Linked DNA regions of Homo sapiens: regions 1, 3, 4, 5 and 6 are each linked to region 2. Evidence: chromatin contacts called from ENCODE Hi-C or POLR2A ChIA-PET data. All regions are on one chromosome and are shown on one strand. The core of a region is the stretch at or near the end of the contact, and the rest is flanking DNA. Distances in the headings are between cores, read along the strand shown.

Region 1 (4,519 bases), core at 698-3,197, 4.0 Mb before region 2:
GGCGCGGTGGCTCACGCCTGTAATCCCAGCACTTTGGGAGGCCGAGGCGGGTGGATCATGAGGTCAGGAGATCGAGACCATCCTGGCTAACAAGGTGAAACCCCGTCTCTACTAAAAATACAAAAAATTAGCCGGGCGCGGTGGCGGGCGCCTGTAGTCCCAGCTACTCGGGAGGCTGAGGCAGGAGAATGGCGTGAACCCGGGAAGCGGAGCTTGCAGTGAGCCGAGATTGCGCCACTGCAGTCCGCAGTCCGACCTGGGCGACAGAGCGAGACTCCGTCTCAAAAAAAAAAAAAAAAAAAAAAAAAAAAACAGCATGTTGCTCCACACCGCCTCGTGTTGTGTGTCGGCGCGCTCGCAGGGTTCGAACCGATACAAGAACCTTACAGAGGGTAGTTATTAGGCCTGGTCACACATGTCCCATGACTTCTACTTCCTGGCACATGGTAGGGTGGCAGTTTCCTGCCCTCTGGAGGCTAGAAGCGGTGGCCAATTGAATGTGCGTGAGAGTGATGTGTATAACTTTCTGGGAGGAACTTGAGGAGCCACTGGATTCCCCACGGCTCATTGTGGCTGTGGTCATTCGTGATTACGCAGGCCGGCATTGCCCAGCCTCTCTGGCGAATATAGAAGCCTAAACTTAGGTATGCACATTTGGGTGTGGTCCAGGCTGGGAAAGTCCCAGAGGATCACAAGGTGGTTTCTTCCCCAATCTCCCTGTGTTTTTAGGACAGGAGCAAGGAGAAGAATGGGACCCAATCTCATTCCAGCCCAGCGGTGCTGTCGCAAGGTGTGAGTCTTGGGGTGCCTGTAATAACTGAGTGCCTACAATCTGCACGAGGCTCTGAGTCAGCCTCAGGATGCTGCAGGGGACATCCTGCAGCTTGGCTCTCTTGGCTCCATCCTCATGACGCTGGAATTCTATAATAGGGTGGGGAGACTGGACGGGGAGGCAGGTAAATGAAAACAATCAGGTGAGAATTAAGATGCTCGGAAGGAAATGAGACTGGACAGCCGCTCCAGCGAGGGTGTCCACAAAACCCTCTAGAGGACATGATGTGGCAAGGAGCCAGCTCTGCGGGGGAACAGGTGTAGAGCCAGGAGCAGGAACAAGCTTGGAACAGCCGAGGGACAGAAACAGAGACCCGCATGGCTTGAGTATGGTGAATGCAGCATCGATGCCAGGGGATAAGACAGGCGCAATCAGGGAGGGCTTTCCAGAGGAACAGGCGTGAAGAACTGTGGAAGTTAGAGTTGGGGAGAGGCGTCCTGGCTGTGTCGCTTCCTCATTGCGCGGCTTTGGTCAAGTTATTTGACCTCTCCAAGCCTCAGGTGGCCCTGTAAAAGGTGACTATAATGACTGCCTAGCAGGGTTGCTAAGAGGAGTGCCCGAGGCATGGCGGCGCCGCGTGGAGCAGGGCGCTGGGAGGCGGCGGCCCTGCGGCGTGGCGCGGCTGGAGCGCGTGGCGCCGGGGAGGGTCCCCGACACGCCTTCCCCCAAGCTGACCCCAGGTCACCCCTGCAGGGCGCCCGAAGCGCCCGCACGCGAGGGGGCGGTCCCCGGAGGCTCCGCCCCGACGGTCCGGCCGCGGCCCAGGCCGGGAGGTGGAGCGCGGCTGCCGCCAGCTGGTCCACTGACAACTGCTGCCAGCTGGAAGGCGCGTAGGGCGAGAGGTGGCGCGTCCTCAGCTTTCCAGTCTTCGATTCCGCCCGCTTTCCGAGTGAGAAACGCAGGCCTCTCTCTTCCGTGAAGCAGCGTCTTGTCTCTGCACCTCCTCTGTGCTGTCTCTTTAAGAGGTCAGCGGGCTGCTCCGCCTCTTGGGAATTTGATTGGTCTCTCCCACTTTTTTTTTTTTTTCCCCCAGTGATGACTTATTCCTATAGGCTGCTGGAGGTTAGAGGGCGGGCCTGAGTGATAACAGGGACTCTGGGACTCTGGGACTTGTGGGACTGTGGCCGTTTTCGCAATTTGGGCTGGACGAAAAAGACGGTCTTGCTTTCCCGGTCGCCGCTGTCGGGAAGGGCTGCAGGGTGTCCGCGAGACCCGCGGCCCGGCGAGCTGACCCCGCCTCGCCTTTCCTGCCTAGCCCTCATTCCACGGAGCCGGTCGCGCCCGGTCCTTGCGCGACGCTTCCCGGCCCAGGCCGCCTGGTCTGGCGCTGGAGGCCGGAGTCCCGCGGCCTGTGCTGGATCCGCGCACACCCAGTGGCGGCGGATGGGCGGCCGGGGCGGCCGGGGCGGCCGGTCCTGAGCGCGGCCCGGGCTGTCAGGTAAGGAGGGGCCTTCTCCCCGTCTCCTGCCGCAGCTAGAGGGGGAGCCCCGTCCCTCGCCCCGGCGGGAAGCCCAGCCGCCGTTCCCCTCCTTGCTCCGCGAGCGGCCCATTTCCGCTCGGGCGCAGCTCGGACGGCCAAGGCGGCGTTTGGGAGGGAAGGCCCTGGATGTGGGAACCCACGGGAGGGGTGCCGGGCAGTCGGGAGTCGCTCGGGGCGCGGGGGCACGCGAGGCCCGGGAGGGAGCCGCACGTAGCGGCGTCGGGCTCGGCCCCGGCTGGAGGCAGTGCGGGTGGAGATCCGGACCTCGGCGACCCGGTCCGGCGCGGGGTGGCGGCACGGGCTCCAGCCCCACGGTGGCTGCCCGCAGCGGCCGAGGTGCTCCTGAGCCAAGCCTGCCGCCGGTTCGGGGCTTTGCTGCCCCGTGAGGGGGCCATGTCGAAGCCTCCGCTCCCTCTGGACTCGGGGAATGCAGGTGGGGGCTGGCTTTGCCCTCTTCTCTGCAGTGAGGAGGGGCCGCAGGGTCGTCCAGTCCCCAGCGGGGCTTGGCGGTGCTGGAGATTCAGTTGTTCCCGTCATAACAACCTGTTGAGGGCTCGTGTCGTGCCAGGCCTTGTTCTAGGGGACCGAGTCCTGAGCACTCCCGGGATAGAGAGTAGTAAATACCCAGACGCGGCTCGGGCGCTGGAGACAGCTGAGAAGGGAAGGCTTCTCAGAGGAGGTGTCAGGAGAGAGCTGGGGGAGAGCCAGCCCAAAGGCCCTGAGGAACGGACCAGCTCAGCAGGTGGAAGGCAAGCAGGGAGGGCAAGGTGCAGGTCAGATTGGGCCCAGGCCTCCCCATCTTACTGGGGTCTCCGGCTTAGGACAGGGACCACACGCCTGCCAGCCCCAAGGCCGAAGGACAACAGGGGAGAGCAAAGTAACTTACTTGGCCTCTGCCCTATGGAGCCTTCCCCACCTTGTCACCCCTGGGCTCCACCCCTTCTCACCACCCTTAGGCCCTAGGGTTTGTAAGCTCAACAACCCGTCGGTGTGGGAAGCACTGAGGGCCCCTCTCCCCAGGGTTTCCTATCCGGTAGCTGTGGGTGGGGTTTGGTCAATCCTGTTGCACAGATGAGAGAGCAGGGAAAGCTGAGTCCCAGAGAGGAGAGAGAAGGCCTTACCCAGTCGTTCTCAGCGGGTCCTGCATTGCGTGACCATGACCTGAGCCTAGCCAGCATCCTGTCCCTCAACTGGGTGGGAGGGAGGGAGGCAGAGGCCCCTGGAATGTTGTGAGTCTGGGAGACTCCTCCCAGGTGGAAGAAACAGTCTGTCCCAGTTTCCCTGTTCCTGGGAGGCCTGGGGTTGCCCAGGGTGCTCTGCACCGCAGGAATTCCTCCTCTGAGAATCACCCCTGGGCTCCACCCCTTCTCACCACCCCTTCTCACCACCCTTAGGCCCCTATCGTGAGCTGACCAACCCCTCCCACTTCTTTGTCAGTGCTTGGGAGCATCAGTCTAAGAGAACTAAGTAGAGAAGGCTGAGGACTGACCCCTTCTCTGCCTCTCCTCTCCTCTGTATAAGGGGACAGTAATTGTCCTCTCTCCCTTAGAAGGCGATGCCATTGTTAAGTGTGTCACCACGTGTAAAGCACTGAGCACCATGTCTGCACATAGGAAGTGTGCATCCTATTAACTAAAAGTCAGTGCGGGCCAGGCGCAGTGGCTCATGCCTGTAATCGTAGCACTTTGGGAGGCTGAAGTGGGTGGATCATCTGAGGTCAGGAGTTTGAGACCAGCTTGGCCAACATGGTGAAACCCCATTTCTACTAAAAATACAAAAATTAGCCGGGTGTGGTGGTGCACACCTGTAATCCCAGCTACTCAGGAGGCTGAGGCGGGAGAATCGCTTGAATCCAGGAGGCGGAGGTTGCAGTGACCCAAGATCGCACCATTGCACTCCAGCCTAGGTGACAAAGCGAGACTCTGTCTCAAAAAAAAAAAAAAAAAAAAGTCAGTGCTTCAGTTATTTCCTAAGCTTTGATACGTAATGGCAATCCTGGTATGGCCAGCAGCCCCATAACCCCAGTGTGGTTGCTGGATCAAGTAGCAGCAGCAGGGGCACCACCTGGGAGCCTGTGGGAAACACAGACTGTTCAGCCCTACCCCTGCCCTTGGGAGCAGCATCTGCATGTTAACAACACCAGGGTATTTCCCACATCAGGTCTGAGAAGATAGCTCTAGAACAAGCCTGGTGCTCTTGACCCACAG
Region 2 (4,353 bases), core at 32-2,531:
GGGTCTAAATTTAATTGTCTATCCAGCCTCTCCACTTGGATGTTTAATAAGGATTTCAAATTCAACATATAAAAAACAAAATTCCCGACTTCCGCCTTAAAAATGGTTTCTTACAAGTTGCTCAAAACGCCTTTGACCTCACACTCCAAAACTAACATATCCACAAATCTTATAATTCTACTTCTAAAATACGCACAGAATTCATTGTTGTTTTCATCACCTCGATTTCCACCACTCTGGCCCACACCACTATCACCATGGCTGGATTATTGTAATAACTTCCTGATACCACTTTTCACCAACTAATACGAGCATTTTCGTCTGGTTCCCTCAGGGGTCCTTAAGCCCCAGGCTGCGGATAGAACCAATCCCTGGCCTGTTAGGAACCAGGAGGCACAGCAGGAGGTGAGCAGCAAGCAAGGGAGCATTACCTCCTGAGCTCCGCCTCCCTCAGATCAGCGGTGGCATCAGATTCTCATAGGAGCGGGGAACCTATTGTGAACTGCGCATTGGAGGGATCTAAGTTGTGTGCTCCTTATGAGAATCTAATGATAAATGTAATGCCTTTGAATCATCCTGAAACCATCATCCACCCCCCCACCACGAAACCGGTCCCTGTTGACCAAAAGGTTGGGGGCCGCTGCTCTATATAATCCCTGGGAGACTGACGACTTTGTCTCTTTCACTTAGTGCCATGAACTCCAGGGCAACTTTGTGGACGCTCCATAAACACTTGCTGGAATGAACCCATAAATATTTTATACTACCACATATACAGTAATACATTTAAGGAGCTGCTTGGGTGTGTAAAAAATTGCAGGGGACGTTTACAAATAAAGAACCTCCTGAAACAAAGCAATGAATGGAAAGTGGGATCAGCTGGTTGAAGCAATGCCCACAAGCTGCTCCAGCTTCCCAAAGCAGAGAGGTTTTCCACCTAAGCCAACATCCTTTTATTTTTAGTCACTATAGCTATAAATCTACTCCCTTACCCCGCACCTCACTCTCAGCCGACAGCCCAATGGGCTTATCCTCCTCTCGCCCTCACGATGAGCGAGTCCACGCGGTCTCAGGCTGGAAGATGCACTTGAACACCAGCCAAGCACTCACGGACGACACTGGATTCTAGGCCGCCTGGGCTTCTCCACTGTACTAGGAATGTAAAATCAAAAGTCAGAAAGAAAACTTCGGAGGTGGAATCTCCAACCCGGCAACGGGTTAGGAAGCAAAGCGCACCTACCAAAGGGCTGGTCCCTGCAGCCTCAAGGGCTGATGGGAAGTGAATCCACCGTCAACCGCCCTGATCCAAAATGGCAGGATACCGGAGCAATAGTGTTCAGGTGTGAAGATAGGGCAATTGAAGAAGGGAGAACGAAAGCATAATTGTTTTGATTCAACATGGAAGCAGTGATTATAGGAGGGCGAATAGCGAGGGACGACGCAACATCCAGCTGGCAGAAGCAGCGGGCCTGGAGAGGGTGGCTACATTGAACTAATCCAAGATGGCGCCGAGGTTGTAACCGGGAGCGCCCAAGAGGCGGGAATTACCCTGATCCAAGATGGCAGTGGCAACTGAGGCAAGCCGAAAGACGGGAGCGCCAGGAGCGTCTTTGCCCTCAGCCAAGATGGCGGCTGCCGTGGACCCTGTCCCGGCTCCGCCCCGCGGCCCTGGCCCCGCCTGCCCCTCGTCCCTTCCTCCGCCCCCTCTCCTCGCGTAGTCCGGCCCGAGCCGCTCGCGCTAGGAGAGCGGGCTTCGGGCACTTGACATGGCGGCAGTGGCGGCGACTGCAGCAGCGAAGGGGAATGGGGGCGGCGGTGGCAGGGCCGGGGCCGGGGACGCCAGCGGCACGCGGAAGAAGAAGGGCCCGGGGCCCCTGGCCACGGCGTACCTGGTCATCTACAATGTGGTGATGACAGCCGGGTGAGGCTGGGGCTCGGGGAGGCGGGGAGCCAGCGCGGCCGGGGAGGGAGCCCTGCGGCCAGCGGCGGGGCGGATAGGATCGGCGCGGCCCGCCGCAGGCAGTGCATTCCCGGCGGGGGGTGCCCGGGACCCGGTACCTGGGCGCTGAGGGCGGCCGAGCGCTGAATCGGCCCCGGTGGCTGCCCGCGAGCTCCCTCCTGCGCTGGGGGTCGAGCCAAGTTCCCAGGCACTGGGGCGCGGGGACGGCTGCCGGGCGCTGGCTCGCGAGGGCCGCGGGAGGAAAGGTGGGGCTGGCCACAGGTGCGGGGCCGGGGGCAGCGGCCGGACTACCTGCGGCGCGGAGCCCGTCCTGGGCGGCCAGATTCGGATGTTGAACGGCGCCAGCATGGGGAGTGGAGGAGCTGTGGCTGCAGAGTGACCATTCATTTGGGCGGCTGTTTTCAAAATCTGGGCTGCGCTTTAATCTGAAAGGTATTGGGAAAGCGTTCAAAGTTTTTGGCCAGCGACATGAGCAGAGCTAGGCTTTAGATGAGTTTAGACTTTTAGGATGGGTTGGGGTGGGGAAGAAACTGGGGAGTAGAAGGCAGAGTTACTGGAAAGGGGGAGAATGGACCCTCGAAACGGTTTTACCCATCTTCTGTCTCTTTCATTTCAGTGCATCCCTTATCCCGGCGGGTTTTTAGTTCAAGCTCTGCCACTAACTAGCTGTGTGACTTTGGATAAATCATCTTATTTCTCTAGCCTCCGTTTTTTCATTTGTAAAACTAAAGGGTTGGTCTGGGTGATGAAGGTTCCTTCAGCTCTGCAATTCTTTATCTTGTCATTTTGGTGAGGAGGATCACAGCATCAGACAGTTATATATTTTTAAGTTATCTTCATTTGTAATTTTTTAAGAAGTCCTAACATTTTATTATGAAAAATTTCAAACATACAGAAGAGTTGAAAGAATTGTATAGTGAACATCCATTTTTATTTAAAGTAGGTGATACATTGTTAGGGTTAAAAATGAAAAACATGAGGGAATACAGTGAAAATCTTTCCTCCCACCTTTCCCTTCTACCCAGCTCCCCTCCCTCGAGGCAGTTAATTTTGTGTATCCTTAAGATGCTGATGCAAGCAAATATGTTTATACATCCCCCTATCCCTTTTTAAAATAAGACAAATGCCAATATATTAATATTTTTACAGTTCAGCACCTTGCTTTTTTTTCACGAAGAAGAAAATATATCGTGGGAGGATCATATATGTATTGCTAGTATTAGAAATGGTAGGTGTTGGAACCTAGGCTCAGAGAAGTTGTGACTTGCATGAGATCATAGAACTTGTTAGTAGAAGTTCCAGATCTAGAAATCATTTCTCTTGACTCACAGGTCAATGAAGAACTAGTACAGATACAAGCTTTATATCACATCAGTGGTCACATAGATTGATTTTTAAAAAAACATCCAGGAATCTCACTGTGTGTATTAATATTTATATATAAAATTCTTGTTGTCTTAGCAAGAGCCGGTGAGGGCATTGGACTGGAGAGGGATTTTGAGGTACATTGGTAAGAAGAAAGAAGTCTATTCCTGAGCAATGAACATAGAGAATGGGGTGGAGGGTAAGGAGTGGTATCTTAAACCAGGAAGATAAATTGGGATTGTGAGAGCAAAGTAAGCTTTTTTTTTAAGGCTGTTAATGGTTGTACCAGTTACACCATTAAATAATTTCTTCTTTTACAAACTCTTACTTGATGTCCTTATGTGATAGTTTTTGGAAATAGCATAGACCACACACACCCCATTGCCTAGTTGATACTATACATTTATCTAAATCCTTCCAGGAGACATACCTTAATAAAAAGGTCCATTTGTTTTATTATGGAACTTAACAAAACATTGTGTTTATTTTTGAGAAGGACAGTGGAACAAAAATATAACATTCACAGCTGTATGCTTAAGTGCTTTCCTGTTTCGTGGTTTGTATTGATCTGGCTTTCATTTCTGCATTGATTTTAGGAAATTTGGCTAAAAAACTTTTTTTTTTTAGCAAGAGCCCTTTATTCGTAATTTTAAAAGGATAGATTTTAAGGTATGGGTAATTGTTCCAGTGAGACAATTATAACAATAGTTTAAAGCATCTTCTTTCCACCCTGTAATTATTAAAAACCCTTTAACTGCACAGGCTGTTTAAAATTTTCCTTTAACTGTTTTTTTCTCGTCTTAGATTTTCTTGGCACCTGATTTAGTGGCACAAGGACCATTTTAGCTTATTCCTTTCCTTTTGGCCTTGATCTCAATAGCAAAGTTGCCAAAAAAATGAGCTCCAGATGGGTGAGGTGCCACTATGCTTTCACTGAGCCCTCTTGGTAAGGTGCTGTCGGTGTTGCAACATTTCAGTGCATTACAGCTTGGCATTTGAGAGCTATCGTCCATAAATCCAGGTTACTC
Region 3 (5,061 bases), core at 1,520-4,019, 3.9 Mb after region 2:
ACTCAACTTCTTTGCCTGAGGCCTGCCTATATTAGCTAACCTGAGGAAGTCACAGGCAGTGTTATCACAACCAGTAATCTTTCTTCCCTGAAGCAAGGAGGGACAGTGGGCCAAAAAATCTTCTCAATTGCAGAAAAGCTGTTTGAGTCTTTGGGTCTGTTATCTGTCCCTACTGTTTATCTCAATTCTCTTAGCTCTCTAAACTCTGTTAGATATTTATCTTCCTTTTCTTCCTTGTTCATTTCCTATACATAAAAATGCAATAGCACAAGTGAATACAGATCAATGATTAGTTTTAAAATAAAAAAATTTTGCTTTGCATTAATTAATTAATTTTTTTTGAGACAGTCTCACTACATCACCCAAGTTGGAGTGCAGTGGCACAATCTCGGCTCACTGAAATTGCCACCCACTGGGTTCAGGTGATTCTCATGCCTCATCCCCCCAAGTAGCTGGAATTACAGGTTACCACTCCTGGCTAATTTTTGTATTTTTAGTAGAAATGGGTTTTCACCATGTTGGTTGGGCTGGTCTCAAACTTCTGACCTCAGATGATCTGCCTGCCTTAGCCTCCCAAAGTGTGGGATTACAGGTGTGAGCCACTACACCAGGCCTTGCCTTGCATTTAGATAAATTAAGTAGGATAGTAGACAGAGTACAGGGAGAAGATGATGAGACTCAGGATTGCCACTTTCAAGTTACGCAGCCTTGAACAAATGTACACCTCTGAACTTCAATTTTTCCCCAACTATAAATGTAGATAATAATTTTGACTGCCATGAAGATTAAATGATGGTTCACAACCTCGACAGCCCTACATATATGGAAGATATTGCGACTGAAGGTGACATTGTTTCAACTGAATACATATTCTAAGTGAACACATTAGTTTTTTAACTTTTAAAATTTTTAAAAATATGTAGATTTCAAATATTTTCTCCCAATTCTATCATTTATTTGTTAACTTTGTCTATAGTATTGTATGTAAAACCCCAAGCCTTTATTTTGCTGTAATGAATTTCTTCAATTTTTTTGACATGCAATTTGTACTTTTGAAATGTAACATAAGTTATTCCCCCATCCCTCAGTATTAAAATATTCTCCTCCACAATTTGCTATTAATTTCATATTTCAATCTTTCCAATCTAGGTCTTTAATGCATCTAGAGCTCTTCCTTTTAATGTAGTGTTTAATTTTCTCCAGATGGTTAGCCTATTTTCTTTTCCCCAATAATTTGTTGAACCACATTTTATTGTATATTAAGGTTACAAGTGATGTTGATATTGCTCATCCAGGAAGCACTGTTTGATTAGCAAGATTCTAAACAATGTGAGTTAGCACCTAGTTGAAAGAATTGATAATAATGGATGAGGGTGAATTTAGAACATGAGGGTAATATGTTGTATTATTAAAAATATCAATCCAGAAGGAAATAAAAATCATCCTTATTGAAAGTTTTCAGATGACAAAATGGGGATGGTCTTAGTAACCTGAAAAATACACATATAGAAATTACTCTTATACAGCACCAGTTCACAGACACGCCTGTAAATTCCCTGAGTTAAATATCTATAATATAGAAACAAACTTTGATTAGGTGATGCTGAAAGTTTAAGTACCTAAAAATACCTATCACCCTGCAGCTATTGAACAGTGCCTCCAAGTCCTGCTTTAAAAAATGATTTTATTGGCCAGGCGCGGTGGCTCATGCCTATAACCTAGCACTTTTGGAGGCTGATGTGGGCGGATCACCTGAGGTCAGAGTTCGAGACCAGCCTGGCCAGCATGGCGAAACCCCGTCTCTACTAAAAAATGCAAAAATTACTCGGGCGTGGTGGTGCACACCTGTAATCCCAGCTACTCAGGAGGCTGAGGCAGGAGAATTGCTTGAACCCAGGAGGTGGAGGTTGCAGTCAGCCAAGATCGTGCCACTTCACTCCAGCCTGGGCGACAGAGCAAGACCCTATCTCCAAAAAATAAAATAAAATAAAATAAAAAAGAGTTTATTGCCTGTTTCCAACAATACTCTGCAGGAAAAAAATCCAATGATTATATCCATTTCATTGCGAATAAGACGGGCACCAGTTTATCTATGTACCTGAGGAAATGCTATGGAAATGGTATTTTTCAATTTTATTCATCAGTATATTAACGAATATATGACTGAATAATTCATACTGAATTCAGATCAGTTGGAGGGGGGCTATAAATGCAAATTAGCTGAGGATTTAATGTGCGTAGGAGGTGTATAGGGGGTTATAGGACCTTTTAAATTCCCCCAATAGTTGTGGACTCGGTGGTTCTATGTCTTGCTATTCATTTTTAAATAGGTCAATGAAAGAGAGGAAAGGCCTGCAGTGTGTGGGGATCAGGAAGAAGGCGGATAAAAGAAAAGGGGGAAACTAGTCTGTTATTCAAGGGAACTGGCTTTCACTTATGGTTTCTCCTGTTTGGCTTGAACAAATCATTTCACCATCTTGGGCTTCCGTTTCGATATTGGGTGGGGAGGAGCGGGTGTTACGAGATCTCTCAGTTGTCTTGCTGCTTTCTTTCTTCGTGAGCCCTCCCCAAGTTGATTTAACAAATACTCTATGACCTAGAGTCCTAGAGTGTAAATACCACAGTCCAGGTGAGCGTTCAGCGGGCCTCCTTGCGCATGCGCTGAAGGGGGCACCCTCTCGTTAAGGCCCGAATTTTGCCTCTTCTGCGCACGCGCTCCTTTTAAATTCCCCACCTGTCAGAGAGAAGCAGGACTTCCTGTACTTTTTAGAGCGACTGCCGGAAGTGACTGCGGACGAATCGGCGTTTGCCGAGGCTGGCATAGATTTGGCTGTCTCCGCTCATAGCTGCTTTTGGCGCGAAAGATGCCGGGTCTGGTTGACTCAAACCCTGCCCCGCCTGAGTCTCAGGAGAAGAAGCCGCTGAAGCCCTGCTGCGCTTGCCCGGAGACCAAGAAGGCGCGCGATGCGTGGTCAGTGCGCAGCCGGAGAGGGCGCGGCCGACGAGCCCCGGGCCGCGGCCTGTGCCTTCCGGTGCCTCTGCCCTACGGCCTCTGCCCTCTGCCTTCTGCCCTCTGCCCTCTGCCTTCTGCCCTCTGCCCTCTTCCTTCCCCCCTTCCCCCACTCCTCCTCCCTGTCTGCCCCCCCCCCCCGCCCCGCCCCGCCCCGCCCCATTGCGGCGCTCTGGAGATAATTATTGGGCCTTGTAGGTTTCGTGGTCGGGTCTCTGTTGACTTATCCCGTAGCTTAGTACCGGGAAACGATGGAGAGAGAGGAGAACGGCAAGCTTCAACCACTCATTCCTTCCTACAAATGTGTGTTGAGTATCTGTTATGGGTTAAGCACTGCGTTAGGTCCGAAGATGTAGACATGGATAAAGATGCATCTTGATATAAAGGAGCTTAAAGTTAATGGAGACATAAACCAGTGACTTGTATACGACGTGGTAAGGGCTATGATAGATTTGTTAAGACCAAACAGGAAAGGTTTTCTGGTAATTTCTAAGGCTTTCTCCCAAAATTTAGAGACAGTAGGACACAGAGTGTATTCCTTACAGTTCTGAAGAGTTACGCTTCAACCCTTTTAAGACAACCAAAAGTTGAAAATCAATCAGTCTACGACGCAGGGGACAAAGTATTAAGAATAGTTCATCTAGATTGTCAATCCACAAAAGATTTGTTCTCATTTTATATAGCCTCTCTTGTGGAGCAAATCTCATTAGAGGACGTCCTCAGATAACGTGAATGTGCATCTCTTCCTCTGGCCCCTTTTGTCTTCCCAGATAGTAGATATAAGAAAGAAATCATTAGTGGTATAATGGGATAATAAGAGTGTAGGAGCTCAGTGCTTTTATTAATCCTCAGTACTTTGTAAATAATACGGGTAGGATTGAAAGACTAGTCTGAACAAATTGTTCCAGTGGTAACAGTAAGTGCTGTTGAACCTTGAATGGTATGACAGCATGATTAAGAGTCTGGGATCCACAGTCAAGGTTTGAATCTTAATCCACTAACTTGGTGACCTTGAGCCTCATGTGTCTGTAAAATGACTCTAATAAAAGAAACTCCCTCCAGTATTATTGTAAAGGTTAATGATACAAGCCATGTCAAGTGGCTAACACAGTATACATGGCAATAAATGATCAATGAATGCTAGCTATTATCTTCACAATGATCTCACTATCCCAGGCAATCTCCCATTTGCAGGCAGCTCTTGAGCTATTGAAGGATGGGTAGAGTTTCCATGGAAGGAGAACCTATTCCCTTTGTTAAATTCCCTTTGCCTCGATTGCCTCAGACCACGTGGGTTCTCCCCAAATATCCATAGTCAGGAGTCAGTTTTTCCTTGTAATTGAATTGGGCTTAACTTGATTATTTGCAAAATCACATTTTCAGGCCTTAGAAATAAAGCTGTGTAGTCCTAGTCTTTACTTTGTGAATTTTACAAGTAAAATATTCTTTGATCATCATGAGGGGGTGTTTATCTCGGTCTCCTGGCTACCAGATGTTTTTGATGTAATTAGAAGTAGATTTATTTGGTTGTGTTTGAATGTAGGGCAAAATCAGAAAGTTAATTTCTCTGTGATAATAAGCAAAAAATTGAGCTGTTCTCTGTGCCCTTCATTTAGCATAAATATTTTACTCAGTTTATTTCTTTATAGAGCAGTGTTACTCCTTGGATATTGACTAGAGGCAATATTTAATATGCGTGATTATTTCTTATCAGATTTCCCCCCCAAAATCACTTATCTGTGGAATGTCTTCATAGGCATGGGCATATCATAAGATCAAATAAAAACAAAGCTGTTTGAGGTAATAGCGTTTGTTTTAATTCCAGCTACATTCCATTATACCCGTGTTTTGTCTCACTCCCCATCACTATCATGCATACTTAATAATGTGCTTAATGCATATTTAGATAACAAGTACATTTTGTTTTATAGTATCATCGAGAAAGGAGAAGAACACTGTGGACATCTAATTGAGGCCCACAAGGAATGCATGAGAGCCCTAGGATTTAAAATATGAAATGGTAAGCTTCTTGCTTCAAAGTTGTGTATTGC
Region 4 (4,590 bases), core at 212-2,711, 4.1 Mb before region 2:
GTCTCGCTGCTCCAGCAGGTACCTGGGCAGGAAGGAGGTCAGAGCCTGGGTCAGGACGGGTTCATGGTCTGAGAAAGAAGGCCCGTGGAAAGGAACGGAGAGAAAACATCCCTTTTGGTATGGGGAAGCCTCCCCCAGGTGAGGGCAGGTGACAGGCAGACCAGAGCAGGAGAGGCACTCAAGGCAAAGTGCAGGCAAGGATGTGGAGGTGGGGTCGAACAGGCAGACACTGTGTGCTATCAGTGCTGGGGGACGATGGGCTACAGGGACAGAAGCCAGAGCCAGTGCCGAGGCTGGACCTTTGGCCTTTCAGCGTTTGGGAGAGGAGGTGATGGAGCCTTCACTCCCACCAGAGCTCTCTACTGCAGGAAGAAGCTGGCCCTGTTAGAAGCAGGGAGCCCGGGAAAAAGCTGCTGCAGGCCTCCTGATGGTGTGGAGGGCACACAATTCTAGGAGGCAGGAGTCGCGGGATACAGCAACTGATGGGATGCGGAAGGTGAGCGAGGGGAGTCGCCAATGCTAATGCAGCCCCACTGAGGCGGGGGCAGCCCAAAGGAGGCCTCCAGGCTGCACCTGGAAGTGCTGTGAACCCACTCAGCGTTGACACTATGCACTAACTCTTGAGTGGCACGGGATGTCAGGGAGCGGCCCAGGGAGGCTACGGGAGTACAGCAGCCCGGCGCCAGCCCAGGGGAGGTGGAAGCAGTCAGTCAGCACCAGGTCAAGGGGGAGGAAGGGCCAAGAAAAAAGGAGGTCAAACGGGATAGTGGAAGCCCAAGGAGGGGAAGGGCCCCAGAACCCAACTGGGCACCCCTTCCCTCCGCGTCCGGCCCATGGAGGGGGCATCTCAGCGCCAGATTCACTTTAGCTGCGTCAGGAGTTTCCGAATCCTCAGGGACCGGAGGCCGATTATGGGCTCTAGGTGTTCCCCGCGCCAGGTCCAGAGAGCACGAGAGAAAGGGGCCACGTCTGGAGTCCCAGGCCTATACCCGCGCCCTGCGCCCGGGGGGTCTGACGTCCGGGCCCTACCAGGGCGAACAGTGGCCCGCCTTCTCTCCGCCCACTTCTGCGCCTTCGGGCCTCCGCTGAGCAGTCCCTTCTTACAGGAAGCCCTCCGGGGGTCAATGGCCATCAGTGTCCCCGCCCCAGCGCGCTTCCGCTGGGGGGCTGCGGCGGGGGTCCGGGTGGTCTGCCCCGCGGGGGCGCTCCGAGGGCTGTGACCCGGCAGAGGCGCCCGCCTCTCCGCGGCCGCCCAGCCGCCCGTCCCAGGGCCCGAGGCGTTCCGAGGGCGGCCACCTCCCGCACCCTCCCCGGGACTGCGAGGTCCTCACCGCACTCGGCCCACATCCCCCTTCCTGCAGCTGGCGAACAGGTCGCTGGTGTCCATGGCGCGGAGGATGGTACCCGAGCCGAACGACCTCGGGCGGCGAAGCCGCGCACCCGGCGGATGTAAACACGCTCAGCCCCGCCCCGCCCCGCTCTGCAGCGGCGTCCGGAGGACCCGCCCGCCCCGGCCTCCCCGCCCCGCGGCCCCGCCCCTGCCCCGGGGTGCCCCGCCCGCCCCGCCCCGCCCCAACCCCGGAAATAAGAATGAGTCAAGAAGGCAGACGCGCTGGGCCCGGCGTGGTCTCCGGGCGGGTTTAATTGAGTCCCGGGGCGCAGGAAGCGCCGCCCGCCGCCCGCGGGGCCGGGGTTCAGGGGCGGGAAAGCGGGGCCAAGGCGGGCTTTGAGGCCTGCCCCTCGGGCGGGAGTGAGGGAGTTGGTCCGAAGCCGCCGTGTGAAGTCGGGGGAAGCGGGAAGGAGCCCGCGCCGAGGGCCAGGCCGCGGGGGCGGCCCGGGTAGGCGCGGGGCTGGTGCGGGCTCCGGGCCGTCCGTTTCGGGGTCCACCTCGCTTGGTCCTGGCGGCCCACTCGGCCTGCGCCTCGGCTGCGCTCACAGGTGCGTGTCCTCCTCGAACACGTCCGAGTCCTCGGGGTCCCGCTTGCCCCCCATGAGCGCCCCCCAGCTCCCCGGGCCGTTGAGGGCCCCGCCGCCGTTCAGGCTGGGGTGCTTCTCCTGCATCTCCGACTGGCTGTCGCTGGCCACGTCCAGCGTGGGGTTGTCGTGGCAGCCGTTCTCCACGAAGCGCAGCTCCTCGCCGTGCGACTGAGGCGGGGTGGGGAGAGGCCATGGGCGAGCGAGCCAGCCCCCGGACAGCGCCAGGCCCGCGGCCGTCTGTGCAACCCCACCCAGGGGGTTCCCGCGGCACCCTCCACAGGTGCCAGATCCTTCTTTTCTGTTGCTGCAGCTCAACTCCTTTCTCAAAATAAACCTACTAGTCGTTGGCACTACAAAGCCCCGTGGCCTCCCTGACGTCATCGATCCCCCAACAGCCCCCTAAGAAGACTCCACTTGCGAGGTGGGCAGGGAGCATCGCTAGGGCTCTGCTCGCTTCCTCCTGGGGAGGCCTCTAGGCTGCTGGAGCCTCTCCTTGATCCTTGGGCACCACCAACGCAGGGCCTGCCTCTGGTGAGGTATTCAGGTGCTCAGGCCCTGCAGTGCCTGCGCCGGAAAGGGGCTGGTGGTGCCAGGGAGGGGCCCCCTGGTGGGGCTAGCAGCCCCCTCACTCCCTGCACCTCTGGCACCTGTCCTGGGGCTGGTGCCCTGCAGAGCAGTCAGCAGTGCTAGGCTGACCAGCTGCTTCACCCACGGGACCCTGTGCGCCCAGGAGAGTCACTGCCTCCCCTTGCAGATGAGGACACCTATCGATGGGCACTCTCCTCTCAACTGGCCCCCAGCCCCACCTGTCCCCACACTCACCACGTGCTTGAGCTTGGGCAGCCGGCGCTGCCAGCAGTTGTAGAGCAGGCCAAGCGCAATGATGATGATGCAGATGGCCCCAATGACCACCAGCACCACGAAGAGCGTGCCGTAGTCGCTGCGCACCTGGCTGGCCCGCGCCTGGCAGCTGCTGGTTGTGGAATAGTTCTGGATGCCAATCTAGGGGTGGGAGGGGCCAGTTTCCTCAGCTGAGGTCCTGGGGTGCCATGGCTCCTCTGGGGTGGTTGCATTGGGCTCGGGTGGGGATGGGGGAGCAGGCTTAGAAGGTGCTGGCACTCCCGGCTCCTGAAGTTCCCTGGCGCCTGGGCTTGCCTCTACCCCATGCCCATCCCGTTTGCCTCAGTACACCTGGAGGCCTCTCCACCCCATGCCCATGTTCCCAGCCTCCTTCACATCCCACCATAGCTTCTGCCCCAGCCGCTGAGTCTGAGCTCACTGTGGCCCTAGGCCTCCAGTGAGAGTGGACCCATGCTGCTGGACACCATCCAACTAGAGAGAGTGCCCACACCTATCCTAACTAGTTAGAGAGACAGGAGATGTGAGCCCCCCACACATCCTCCACCATACAACCGCTTCCACCTCGGTGGGGAGGGGTGGACCAGTCAGCTTCCTGATGCCAGGGCCGGTGCAGGGAGGGATACTGAGGGCATGCAGGCCACATGGGGGGCCACCCCGGCTGCCCAGCTTCCTCCCTTCCCATGGCGTGTTCACTGCTGGCATGTAGCTGCCTGCATCCCTCCACGCTGCAGGTTGTCATGGTCAGTCCTGCCTTCTCTGGCCAAGGAGATCGGCGCCAGGGGCCAGGCAGGTGCTATCTCCACAGATCAGCATCTTAGCAGAGAGAAGCAGGAGGGCGAGCACCACCAGGGGCTCCTCAGGTGAGGGATCAGGGCAGTTCCCAGTGCTGAGGCCTAGGTTGCACCAGGCCCCCTTTCTGAGTTCAGGTTGCAGCTCTTCCCCGGTTTCTGTGAACCACCCGTGTATCTCCAGTACTTTTCTCAATTTTTTGTTATCAAGGGTCAGTTTTTCTTGCTAGATTCACCTGAGTATATTTCCAAAGACCCAGCATGACTTTTGGCCAAGTCAGTGTGAATTAAGTGACCAGTAACGCCAGAATACTCAGGGGCAGCGAAAAGCAGGGGGAGGACTGTATAAAAGGTCAAGGTTAGCCCACACTTCCACCAGCAGCCCCACTGTTCATGGACCCACGATTCCAGAACTGGGAAGGGCCTCAGTGGCCCTCCAGGCAGTAGAGCAGTGTGGTGAAAGGCCCGGGCTCCGGAATCAGGCTTCCTGCAAAGCCTGGCTCTACCGCTTACTGCTGGTGCCATCTCAGACAGGTCACCTAACCTCTCCCGCTTCAGCTCTCATCTTCCATGGGGACACCATTGGTACTCAACAGGTGCCTCACTTAACCCTCACAACCCCATGGGGTGGTGGCGAGGACTGAGGGAGAGAGCCTTGCACAGTGTGGTGCTCAGTGGGCATTCGACATGCTCACCAGAAAAGCACCACCACCAGGGCCTCTGCTCCCCTGGCATGCAAGGATGAAGAGGCGGCCAGCATTATACCACTCATCTCTCCTGCCAAAAATGGCAGCACCTTCGGGAGTGGAGAGGGCTGATGACAGGGCACTGGACTCTACAGTGAGCAAAGGCAGTTTTGGTGGAGATGGTGGCTGTCCTCAAGAAGTGAGATGAGGAACAGAAGGACCCCATAGGCAAGGTGGTGTGAGGAGCAGGACTGGGGGACCCTGCCATCCCATCCAAG
Region 5 (4,772 bases), core at 1,779-4,278, 3.2 Mb after region 2:
ATTAAATTCCTGGGCGAGTGAGAAAAAAAAATAATCTCTGCTTCTGTTTGGGCAGTGCCTTATAAGTGACAGGCCACCAGGCAGTCTGTTGATGGGCTTACCTTGGTCAGATGTCCACTATGGCTCCGATCAACATAGGTTCTAAAGTGACGTCATATGATACAAGGACAGCACCCCAAATTATGTTTGGTTCAGGTGCCTCTGCTCCAGTTTTGTGTATGAAGCCCACAAAACCCCCAATCCTTAAGACAAGTGCCGTATAATTCCAACAATCACAATATTTCAAAGTACCATCAATGGATAGATGCCACTTGTAATACTGACACTATTTGGAAGATCTTATTGCTTTGAATCATTTAAAACAAAAAACAAAAAAAACTAAGCTCAAGAGAGCAGTGTAGTGTAGTGGAAAGAACATAGACTTTGGAGCCACACAGCCCTAAGGCTGAATTTCTAATTAGCCTTTCACTCTCTGTGATAGCAGACTTTACTCATCATTTTTGAGCTTGAGTTCCCTCATTTCTAAAATGCGGATAAACATTCTTATTTATAAATGTGGCGATAAGTAGAATTACATTTTTTAAGGTTTGTGATAAAAGGTGTTTGATAAATAAAAATTCCTTTTCAACTAAAACTTAATATTTACAAATATATTCAGTGTTTCAAAAGATATAGAGTACCTGTACCTACTGTGGAGCAGGCACTGTTAGGGGATGGGTATATAATAATAAGACAGTTCTTTTCAAGGACTTTACAATTTACTCTAATTATTCAAAAAATAAGTCCACTAACTAAGAGATATATCCAACTCAGTCAATCCAAATTATTTGCAAGAAATCATACTAGGCAATGGGGGATGGTGGTGGTGTGAGGGAGAATCCAAAAATGAATAAAGATAGTCATTCTATGTAAGTAGGAACCTACTCTAATTGGACATGAGATGTGCATTTTACACTGAAATTTACAGTTTCCTTGCCAATAGCTTCAATGAGGCAGAAACACAGTTTTCAACTTTTAGAAAGCAGTTTCTCAGTTATCTTAGCTGCTCAATGGTCTGGTTACATTTATCCTAAATTCAACAACCAAATAGTTGGAGACTTTATTAAATTAAAAGCTCCTAGTACAGCGTTGCAAGCAGTAGGTTTTCAAAATTTGTCAGGTTACTCATTTCTTTACCTACACCACTTTTTTTCTACTTCCTTTCCTTTATTCTATATAATGTGGAGTTCCCATACTAAGTATTTTTTTCCAAACTTTCTACTAGGAAGCCTCATTTGCTATTATTGAGGTTATCTTTTTCCCTTTAATTCCACTGATTTGTAATCTTACCTCTTATTTTATTTTTCTTGAGACAAAAAAAAAAAAAAGTGCAGGGCAGTGGCACAATCATGGCTCTCTGCAACCTCTACCTCTTAGGCTGAAACAATCCTCCCAGCAGCCTGTGTAGTAGTTGGCACCACAGGCGAGCGCCACTAGGCCCGGCTAATTTTTGTATTTTTTGTAGAGACGGGGTTTCCCCATGTTGGCCAGGCTGGTCTGGAACTCCTGACCTCAGCGATCTGCTGGCCTGGGCCAAAGCACTGGGATTACAGGCATGAGCCATGGCACCTGGCCAACTCTTATTTCTGAATTATGTTTGAATCCTTTCTTTTTCTCATTTTACATTACGTTCCTATCACTTTTTAAAATCCAAGATAAATATTTTAAAGCAAAAACAACTATTATTTTAAATATTTGTTATTTTCAGATATTAGGACTACTGTTAGAATGCTGGCTTGACCCAAAATAAGGTCTGTTCTTAAAAGGACTCTTTCAAAACAGATGACTCATCAGTTTTAAAAAGCATTCCACCATTAGCTTAAACATACAAAGTACGTCCTTCTAGGACTACCACTCAATCAGAAATTAAAGTTTGACTGCAGAGTAAAGGCATAGTTTCTCATACAAATAAATGACTGGCAAGAAAAAAACGACTTTCCTTTTTTAAGGAGGAAAGCAATTTAATGTCGTTGATTATACACGACCACTTAACTTTCTTATGTATAAGCTTTGTTAAAAAAAAAAAAAGCTAAGCATTTTTTCTCATTTCTATTCATTACTTTTCAAAATCATAAAATGTAATTTCAGAAAAGATTGAGTTTGGGACAAGGATGAAAAATACGTTAATTAGAATTACTAAATTAGTACCAGATCAGGATTTTCCCAAACTGTAGTTTTGACCTGCAGTACAAACTCTATGCTTTGAGTTTTTAAACTAACTCATTAATTTGAGCTATCTCAAATCATGCAACCGCCTCCATATCTCCCAAATTCACTCCTAGACACAACTTACACCAAAAGCCACGTATGTGCTTCTACAATTAAAACGGGCAAAACGTCCTTACTTGATACACATTTCTGCCTTAAAAAAGAAAAAAATAATTCTGTGGGGCAAGTAGTGCGGGTGTTACCCATATTTTATGCATGGGGCAACTGAAATCAAATCCCTGCCCTAGGCTATTTAACAGCGGAACCTCCAGTAAGGGTCCGGGGGTTCTGAGGTCTAGTCCAGCTGCGTTCACATTTCGAGGTCGGCTTTGTTAATCCTCGGACTTTAAATTCCTGCGGTTTTCTGTCATGGAGCTAAATCACCACTAAATTACTGTGTGCTCACAGAGTCCTGCAGACACGGGCCCCACTTTTAAACTGAAAAACAAGCGGGGGACGGGGGGGGCACGTGACGCGCGAACCCTCAAGGCGAGATAACCGAACATCCTTGGGCTGTTTGCCGAGGCAGTCTTGTAGCCCTGGAATAGGTCACCAGGCTCCAGCGACTATAAAGCGCGGCCGCCGAAACCCGGTCCGGCTCAGATGACAATTTGGCAGCCTCTGGGTGTCTGCCTCAGTTCTGCGCAGCCCATGCTGCGCTCTTGCCACTCCGCGCCCCGCGCCTCGTGAGGCAGAGCCCGCCCCGGAGCGGCGCGCGCACCCCAGGACTCGCGTCGCGTGACTCGGCCAAGGCGCGCAGGGTTTGCGCCCGCCCGCGCCACTTCCGACTCAGCCCTCGGTTCAGGTTCCGGGGCGCCGCAGAGCTCCCGGCCTCTGGACCGCGCGCGGCGCTCTGGGGAATCCGGCGCCACGCGCCGTGCGGTGGCCAGGATGGAGGAGGCCGGAGCAGCGGTGGTCACGGCCGGGGAGGCCGAACTGAACTGGTCCCGCCTCAGCGTGTCCACCGAGACGCTGGAGTCTGAGCTGGAGGCGCGGGGGGAGGAGCGGCGCGGGGCGCGGGAGGCGCTGCTGCGGCTGCTGCTGCCTCACAACCGTCTGGTGTCGCTGCCACGGGCGCTGGGCAGCGGCTTCCCGCACCTCCAGCTGCTGGACGTGAGCGGCAACGCGTTGACCGCGCTCGGGCCGGAGCTGCTCGCTCTGCGCGGCCTGCGCACGCTGCTGGCCAAGAACAACCGGCTCGGCGGGCCCAGTGCGCTGCCCAAGGGCCTGGCCCAGTCGCCGCTCTGCCGCAGCCTCCAGGTGCTCAACCTCAGCGGCAACTGTTTCCAGGAGGTGCCTGCCTCGCTCTTAGAGCTGCGCGCGCTGCAGACCCTGAGCCTGGGCGGCAACCAACTGCAGAGCATCCCGGCTGAGATCGAGAACTTGCAGAGGTGAGCGGGTGTGTGCCGGAGGGTGGGGAGGCCTCGGGCGGTGTCCGGGAACCCTGGGGCGCCGGGCCTGGGCACCTCAACGTTTGTCACGTAACTATTTCCAAGCTTTCTCTTTAACTGTGCGGTAGTGAGTTCTGCCCAACCATCTCAGCAAGTTGTTGTAAATACCTAGTATGTTCGCATGTGTGACTGTTTGGTGTGTTGTGTTTGGCCTATGCAGATTCTCGAGGCATTTTTTCTGTCTTCCTTATTGAATCTGGGGCGTGATCCAAACTGAGTGGAAACTCAAAACAGATGTAAATCAGAGGTTGTCACTTCTTTGCTCAAAAGTCTTCCGTGGATTTCCATCTCTATAGATCAAAGTACGTGCCTTTGAGCGTGGCGTACAAGGTGCTCTGATCTAACCCTTGCTTTCCACTACATTTGCAGCTTCCTCTTCTCTGTGGCAGTACCAACTACCATTTGTGGAGTTCAGTGACCTATGCATTTTCCCACGTAGAGAAAGCAGCTTGGAGTTGCTGGTAGGCACTCAGTATGTGTTGAATGGATGCAGTGCCTCTGTACACGTGCTGTTTCCCTTGCTTGGAATGTTTCCTTCACCTGGCAAACGCCTATCATCCTTCAAAAGCTATCTCAAGTTAATCATCTCTGTGATTCCTTTTTTACTACTCCCTGCACAACAATTTTTTTCGTTACTACTCCCTGCACAAAAAAGTACAGCCTATGCTGTACTTTCTCTGTGCTTCATTCATCTTGCCTTTGCATTTACCTTATTGGATATGATTCCTTGTTTACAGGAATTATCTGCTTCACCTACTAGATTATGCAGTAAATATGTTAAATTTAACTTTAGGAGGAAGCAGAGAAACAGGATAATAAAAGTGCCCGGTGGGGGAGTGGGAAATAGAGCCAAATGTATTGTACAAAACGAAAAAGAGGTATCTTCCATCTGTAAGATATTTTCACACTTTATTGTATTTTCAGAGATAACAGAACGTTAAAGGTAGAAGGGACCTCAGAGTTAAGTGGAGCAAAAGAATATTGGCCTGGGAAGGCCGGGCGCGGTGGCTCACGCCTGTAATCCCAGCACTTTGGGAGGCCAAGGCAGGTGGATCATGAGGTCAGGAGATCGAG
Region 6 (4,590 bases), core at 2,069-4,568, 3.4 Mb before region 2:
AAACCGAGGCTCTCAGAAGCAAAGAGCTTTGGCTGGAATCCCAGAGCAGGAACTGCAGGGTGCTCCTAGCAGGCTGCCAGCTGCCTTTGCCGGACAGCGCCCCAAGAACAGCAGGGGAGGAGTCCCCACTCCCGCCCCCGCCTCAGAGCTCAAGGAAGACCCGGGAGCCAGAAAACAGGCTCCTCACAGTGGCAGTGGGGCCGGGGCTGGGAGCTGAGCACATGTGAACTCCAAAGAAAACATGAATCACTCACCGTTTATCAGTTCAAAGCAGGCCTGCAATTACCAGGGGCTGGGCTCTCCCCTCCTCTGGGATAATTATACACGTCTTAATGCAATTATGGGCCCTACTTTTTGTATTCAACAGGAGGGACCAGGCTAAGAAGCCACCATCCAAACTCCAGCCTGGTCTTGGGCCCACCGCCCCAAACTCCACCCTCACCCCACTGCCCCAACAAAGTCTGCTGGGAAGGGACTTGCCTGGGGTCACAGGGTTGCCGGCCAAGAAAGGGGGAGCCCCGAGCCTAGGGCTGGGTCCCTCATGCCCAGCATCTAATAAAGGCCAGTGACAATGCTTGGGCCACTTCTTCCACCTTAGGGGTATAAGACTTGGGGCTCAGACTCAAGGTCACCCAACTAGTCCCAGCAGGGCAGGGCCCAAATTTCGAGCTTCCAGAGACTGGACCAGCCAGCCAGCCTGCAGGGCTCAACTCTCATAGGCTTGGGTCTGCCTAGGAAAAAATGCATTCATTCCAAAGCTGGGCCCAGGTGCCAGGGTGCCAGGGGCCCATGCCGGGGCTAGGAGGGGAGCATGGGCAGATGCTGCACTCTACCGAGGAGCAGAGCTGGCCACTGTGGCCGGGGAAAGGCCTCAAGAGAGGACCAGGTAGCCTGGGAGCTGGTGCAGGAGGGTGGGCATTCGTGGTGGGGGTGGGGGGCAGAACAGGAGGAGCAAAGGCCTGGGGTGGGAAACACTGGCTGTGCAGAGGGCAGTAGGAACGGCTGTGGCTCTCCGGCATGGCCAGAGCTGTTCTAGGCTGAGGCAGAGCCAGAGCCAGGGCAGGGGAGGCTAGACTGGCCTTGGGATGCCGATGGGGCTAGCCAGGGAGAGAGAGGCGGAGAGAGACCCCGCGGTCTGCGTGCAGGAGCCCCAGCCCAGGGGCTCCTCTCCTGGACAGGAGGGGATCGCCGCCTGGTGGAACGCCAAGCCAACAGTGTCCCCTTCCCTTTCCTGGCCTGAGTGACACCAAAGCTCCTTCTCACCCTGAGAAACAAAGGCCCCCAAAGCCCTCCCCACAAGGAAGAGTCCAATCCCCCCAAGTCCTCCTGCGCCAGATCCTGCTATGGCTCAGGCAGGTTGGGGTGTGGGGCTGCCATCCTGCCCAGTGGCTCACAACAGCAGCCGGGGGGGAAGACAGCTGCTCCTGGCACTCCGCCTCCCCCACAACGGGGGTCATGGGAGGTGGTCCCAGTGGTTCTGCTCCCGACCAGTCCTAGGGGATCCGGCTCTGAAGGCCTTGGAGTCCTGCTCCTGAGAAAAAGTGCCTACCTTTGCAGGCCTTCCCCTGGGGCACCCGCTCCTCCCGGCCAGCTGCTCTAAGCTGCTCTGTGCACGGGGGCTTTCCTGGGGGCTCAAAACAGGCAGGCAACGACCTTGGGGGGCCAGGAGTCCAGCAAAGGGCTGTCTGCTTTGTCCACAGGCACCTCATGTGTCCCCCACCCCCAGAGCACACACTGAGGCCACAAACCCAGGCCTCCGCCCATGCTGTCCTCTGCCCAAAACGCCCTTCCTGGGCCCCACTGGCACCCCCCAGGAATGGAAGCCTGGCCCTGCAGCGAATCACTGGTTCACATGCCTGCCTCTGGCAGGGGGCTGGGTGCTCCTCAAGGGCCGGGCAGCATCTTGGTGCCCCTGGTGCAGCACCTGGCCTCTGCCGCACACCCCAAGCCGCAGGAAATCGAGGGGACCTGAGGCAAGCTCCTCAAGGGCCCGGGGAGCAGAAACTGCGCCCCATCCCTGCACCGACCCCCAAACCGGCTACGTGTGAAAGGAGATGGGGCAGCACGGAGCAGCCTGAGCCACAGGAGCCGCGCTGAGGGGACAGAGGCTCGACCACGTCCCCTCCCCGGCACACACACCCCTTTCTTTCAAGGGGCGTGGCCCCAGAACCCCACACAGGAGCCTGGGGCAGATCGCCGCCCGGGGCCGCCCCTCGGAGCCCCTCCCCTCCTTTCCAGGGCTGCACCTGGGACCTCACGCCGACCGAGGGGCCTCCCTGGAGTCCCCACTCCCCCTTCCCCTGGCAGCCCGGGATCGGCCCGCTGCCTCCAGCTTCGCCGCACATCAGGCCCGGGACTATCCAGGAAGCAATCGGAAGCCTCCGGGAGAAGCGGCTGACCCTGGAGAGGCCCCGAGAGGGGGAGGCCAAGGAGGCCCGAGCGGGGCGGCCTCCTGGGCGGCACCCAGAGCCCACCTCCCCGCACTCCGGGCCAGTGGGAGCGGTGGCAGCTGTGGTCGGGAAGCCGCTCCAACTTCCACCCCGCGCCCCAGGGCCGGCCGGGGGCTTAGCCTGCACGACCTCCTCCGGCCCCCGCGGCCCTGCTGGGAGGCTCCGATCCCTATCCGGGCCTGGCCACCCCGTCCTCGCCCGCGGCCAGAGGTCTGAGCCGAGGTCCAGCGGCCGGGACGGGCCTGGACACCGCAGGGGCCTCCCCGCGGGGCCGCCGCAAACTTTCTCCCCAGCCTCCGTGGAGGGGCAGCGCCCGCCCCCCGCCACCCCGGAGCTGCCGCGGGGCTCGGCGGGCCCGGCCGGGGGGCGGGGGAGGCCGCGGCGCTGGATCCCGGGCCGCGGTCCCAGCCCCGCCGCACGGGGGTGCGGTCTCTCCGCGTCGGCGCCGCGACCGCGCCCGGACACACGCGGACGCCTGGGCCGGAGCCGCAGGGACACGCGGGCCGCGGACACGCGCGCCGCAGTCCCCACGCGCGCCGCAGTCCCCGCGCACACCCCCTGCCTGCCGCCTCACGAGAGGGCCGCCGCCGGAGGCCGCCCCGCGCCCACCCACGGGCCGCCCGGCCCCGGACCCCAGCCCGGCCCGGCCCCCGCCCACCGTCCCGCGCCGCGGGGAAAGTTGCGCCCCGACTCACCCGCCGCCCCGGGGCGCGCCCCGCCGCCGGCCATCGCCGCGCCCAGCCGCCCGCGCCGCCGCCGCCGTCCGCCCCGCCGCGGGGCCGCCGAAGCCGCGTAGGCCGCCCAGGCCGAGGCCGCCGCCGCGCCCGGGCTCCGCTGCGTGGCCGCGCAGCCGATGCCCAGCATGAATGGGGCGCCGAGCGCCGCGCGGCTGCGGACCGGCCTCGCTCTCGCCGCCCGCGGAGCCCCGCGCCGCGCGCATGCGCCGCCCAGAGCCCGGGGGCGGGGCGGGGGCGGGGCCGGCGGCGGCCTCCAGAGGGCGCTCTGCCCCGCGCCGCGCGCCTGCAGGGGCCCACCGCGCGTCTTCAAAGGGCGATACGGCTGCCCGCCTCAACTCTCTGGGCGCCGGGGCCGCGCGGGCAGTTCCGGGAGCCCCCCGCTCTCGAGCGGGCTAGCCCGCGACCCCAGGAACAGGGCCTGGCTCAGTGTGCCCAGGCTAGGAGCATGGCCTCCTTTCACGGGGGGGGAAACTGAGGCTGAAGGAGGCAATCGCAGTTCCCAGACCTTGCGGGGCCGGGTGTTCCCAGCTCTCGGCCTCGCGCGTTCCGCTCTGTCAGATGGGCGGGCACCTGCGCGGGGAGCCCGGGCGCCCCCTGCAGGCCCCAGGCTGGTGGCGCATTCCCGGCTGGGGACGCAGCCCAGGGAGGAAAGTCCCGCGGCAGAGGCGTGGCGAGACGCGAACTCCGGCTGTAGCGTGGGGCAGCGGATCTACACGGTGTGAGGTGTGGGGCTGCAGAATCCAGGGTGACGGGCCAGAGCTGTCCAGGCAATACCCCCAGCCTGCATGGCAAGGCTGAGGGGCAGACACCCAGCACTCAGTTACTGTACTCACAACCGCCACTCCCAGGCAGGAGGCATCCGGGAGGGCCTCCCGGTGGACGCAACCAGGCCAAGGAAGGGGAAGCCGGCAACAGGAGCATCGATAACAGAGCAGATGGGCCAGGAAAACCCCGTCGTGGGAGGGCTGAGTCCCGGCTGGGGACTTGGCCCCCATCTGTAGCCTGAGGGGTGCGGTTTTTGCTGTGTGAATCACGTCACCCCTACAGAAGAGGAACTCTCTACAGTTCACATGGTTAACAGGGAAAGGGAATGGACTCATACCGGGCCCAGGTGTCCCTCCGCGTCTCACCCCGCTCCTCCCTCCCCAGGAGCAGCCACAACCCTCATTTTTGTGTTCATCTTTAAGTGCTTTTCTTTGGGTGTGACCTCTTATATTTGCACCCCAGAATGGGACGCTGTTTTGGGTGGCTTGTTCTGGGCATTACAGAAACGGGGTCACTCAGCCTGTGCTGTTTGCTCTGTCTGCTCTGTGTGGTGAGGGCACAGGGCAGCTGCTCGCAGGCATCGTCTTCGCAGCCTGTTTTGTTGGGCTCCTGCTCGCCCATTCTCCTGCCGATGGACA

The links. Hi-C counts contacts between places; a loop is a spot of excess contacts on that map. ChIA-PET counts read pairs that join two places held with the same protein, here RNA polymerase II (POLR2A). Pooled maps may share reads with other maps.
Region 1: a pooled map shows a loop between it and region 2 (30-fold over the local background). The contact joins the promoter of TPRA1 here to the promoter of MYLK-AS1 in region 2. A Hi-C loop is called at or near these places in 1 of 168 maps with a recorded cell type or tissue (naive thymus-derived CD4-positive, alpha-beta T cell), 3 of 37 single-sample maps with no recorded cell type and 10 of 50 pooled maps. POLR2A ChIA-PET finds 5 or more read pairs at or near these places in 1 of 52 experiments (GM12878).
Region 3: a loop to region 2 is called in a map of CD4-positive, alpha-beta T cell, with 6 times the contacts of the local background. The contact joins the promoter of COX17 here to the promoter of MYLK-AS1 in region 2. A Hi-C loop is called at or near these places in 2 of 168 maps with a recorded cell type or tissue (CD4-positive, alpha-beta T cell and CD4-positive, alpha-beta memory T cell) and 6 of 50 pooled maps. POLR2A ChIA-PET finds 5 or more read pairs at or near these places in 1 of 52 experiments (PC-3).
Region 4: a loop to region 2 is called in a map of CD8-positive, alpha-beta T cell, with 12 times the contacts of the local background. The contact joins the promoter of ABTB1 here to the promoter of MYLK-AS1 in region 2. A Hi-C loop is called at or near these places in 2 of 168 maps with a recorded cell type or tissue (CD8-positive, alpha-beta T cell and naive thymus-derived CD4-positive, alpha-beta T cell) and 7 of 50 pooled maps.
Region 5: a map of CD8-positive, alpha-beta T cell shows a loop between it and region 2 (27-fold over the local background). The contact joins the promoter of LRRC58 here to the promoter of MYLK-AS1 in region 2. A Hi-C loop is called at or near these places in 3 of 168 maps with a recorded cell type or tissue (CD8-positive, alpha-beta T cell and naive thymus-derived CD4-positive, alpha-beta T cell), 1 of 37 single-sample maps with no recorded cell type and 9 of 50 pooled maps.
Region 6: a loop to region 2 is called in a map of CD8-positive, alpha-beta T cell, with 13 times the contacts of the local background. The contact joins the promoter of PLXNA1 here to the promoter of MYLK-AS1 in region 2. A Hi-C loop is called at or near these places in 2 of 168 maps with a recorded cell type or tissue (CD4-positive, alpha-beta T cell and CD8-positive, alpha-beta T cell) and 6 of 50 pooled maps.

Annotation. Positions count from the first base shown.
Region 1 is chr3:127,588,161-127,592,679 of GRCh38, reverse strand. It overlaps TPRA1 (transmembrane protein adipocyte associated 1), which reads left to right and starts at 1,947. Exons shown (of 11, transcript NM_001136053.4): 1 at 1,947-2,270. RefSeq lists silencers at 1,295-1,624, 2,125-2,594 and enhancers at 2,328-3,004, 3,005-3,682.
Region 2 is chr3:123,582,441-123,586,793 of GRCh38, reverse strand. MYLK-AS1 (MYLK antisense RNA 1) reads right to left here and starts at 1,281. Exons shown (of 4, transcript NR_121654.1): 1 at 1,241-1,281; 2 at 993-1,147. It overlaps HACD2 (3-hydroxyacyl-CoA dehydratase 2), which reads left to right and starts at 1,741. Exons shown (of 7, transcript NM_198402.5): 1 at 1,741-1,921. The coding sequence starts at 1,767. RefSeq lists an enhancer at 1,257-1,556 and silencers at 1,617-2,226, 2,237-2,416.
Region 3 is chr3:119,675,114-119,680,174 of GRCh38, reverse strand. COX17 (cytochrome c oxidase copper chaperone COX17) reads left to right here and starts at 2,769. Exons shown (of 3, transcript NM_005694.2): 1 at 2,769-2,971; 2 at 4,942-5,030. The coding sequence starts at 2,865. The coding sequence ends at 5,026. RefSeq lists an enhancer at 2,331-2,590.
Region 4 is chr3:127,669,823-127,674,412 of GRCh38, reverse strand. It overlaps ABTB1 (ankyrin repeat and BTB domain containing 1), which reads right to left and starts at 1,461. Exons shown (of 12, transcript NM_172027.3): 1 at 1,332-1,461; 2 at 1-22. The coding sequence starts at 1,387. It overlaps PODXL2 (podocalyxin like 2), which reads right to left. Exons shown (of 8, transcript NM_015720.4): 7 at 2,800-2,979; 8 at 1,611-2,145. The coding sequence ends at 1,933. RefSeq lists silencers at 1,090-1,349, 1,490-2,089, 2,100-2,179.
Region 5 is chr3:120,347,610-120,352,381 of GRCh38, reverse strand. It overlaps LRRC58 (leucine rich repeat containing 58), which reads left to right and starts at 3,028. Exons shown (of 4, transcript NM_001099678.2): 1 at 3,028-3,638. The coding sequence starts at 3,139. It also overlaps the pseudogene BTNL12P. RefSeq lists a silencer at 3,033-3,362 and an enhancer at 3,713-3,762.
Region 6 is chr3:126,981,843-126,986,432 of GRCh38, reverse strand. PLXNA1 (plexin A1) reads right to left here and starts at 3,318. Exons shown (of 32, transcript NM_032242.4): 1 at 3,146-3,318. RefSeq lists silencers at 2,228-2,307, 3,323-3,552, 3,653-3,872 and enhancers at 3,923-4,252, 4,513-4,562.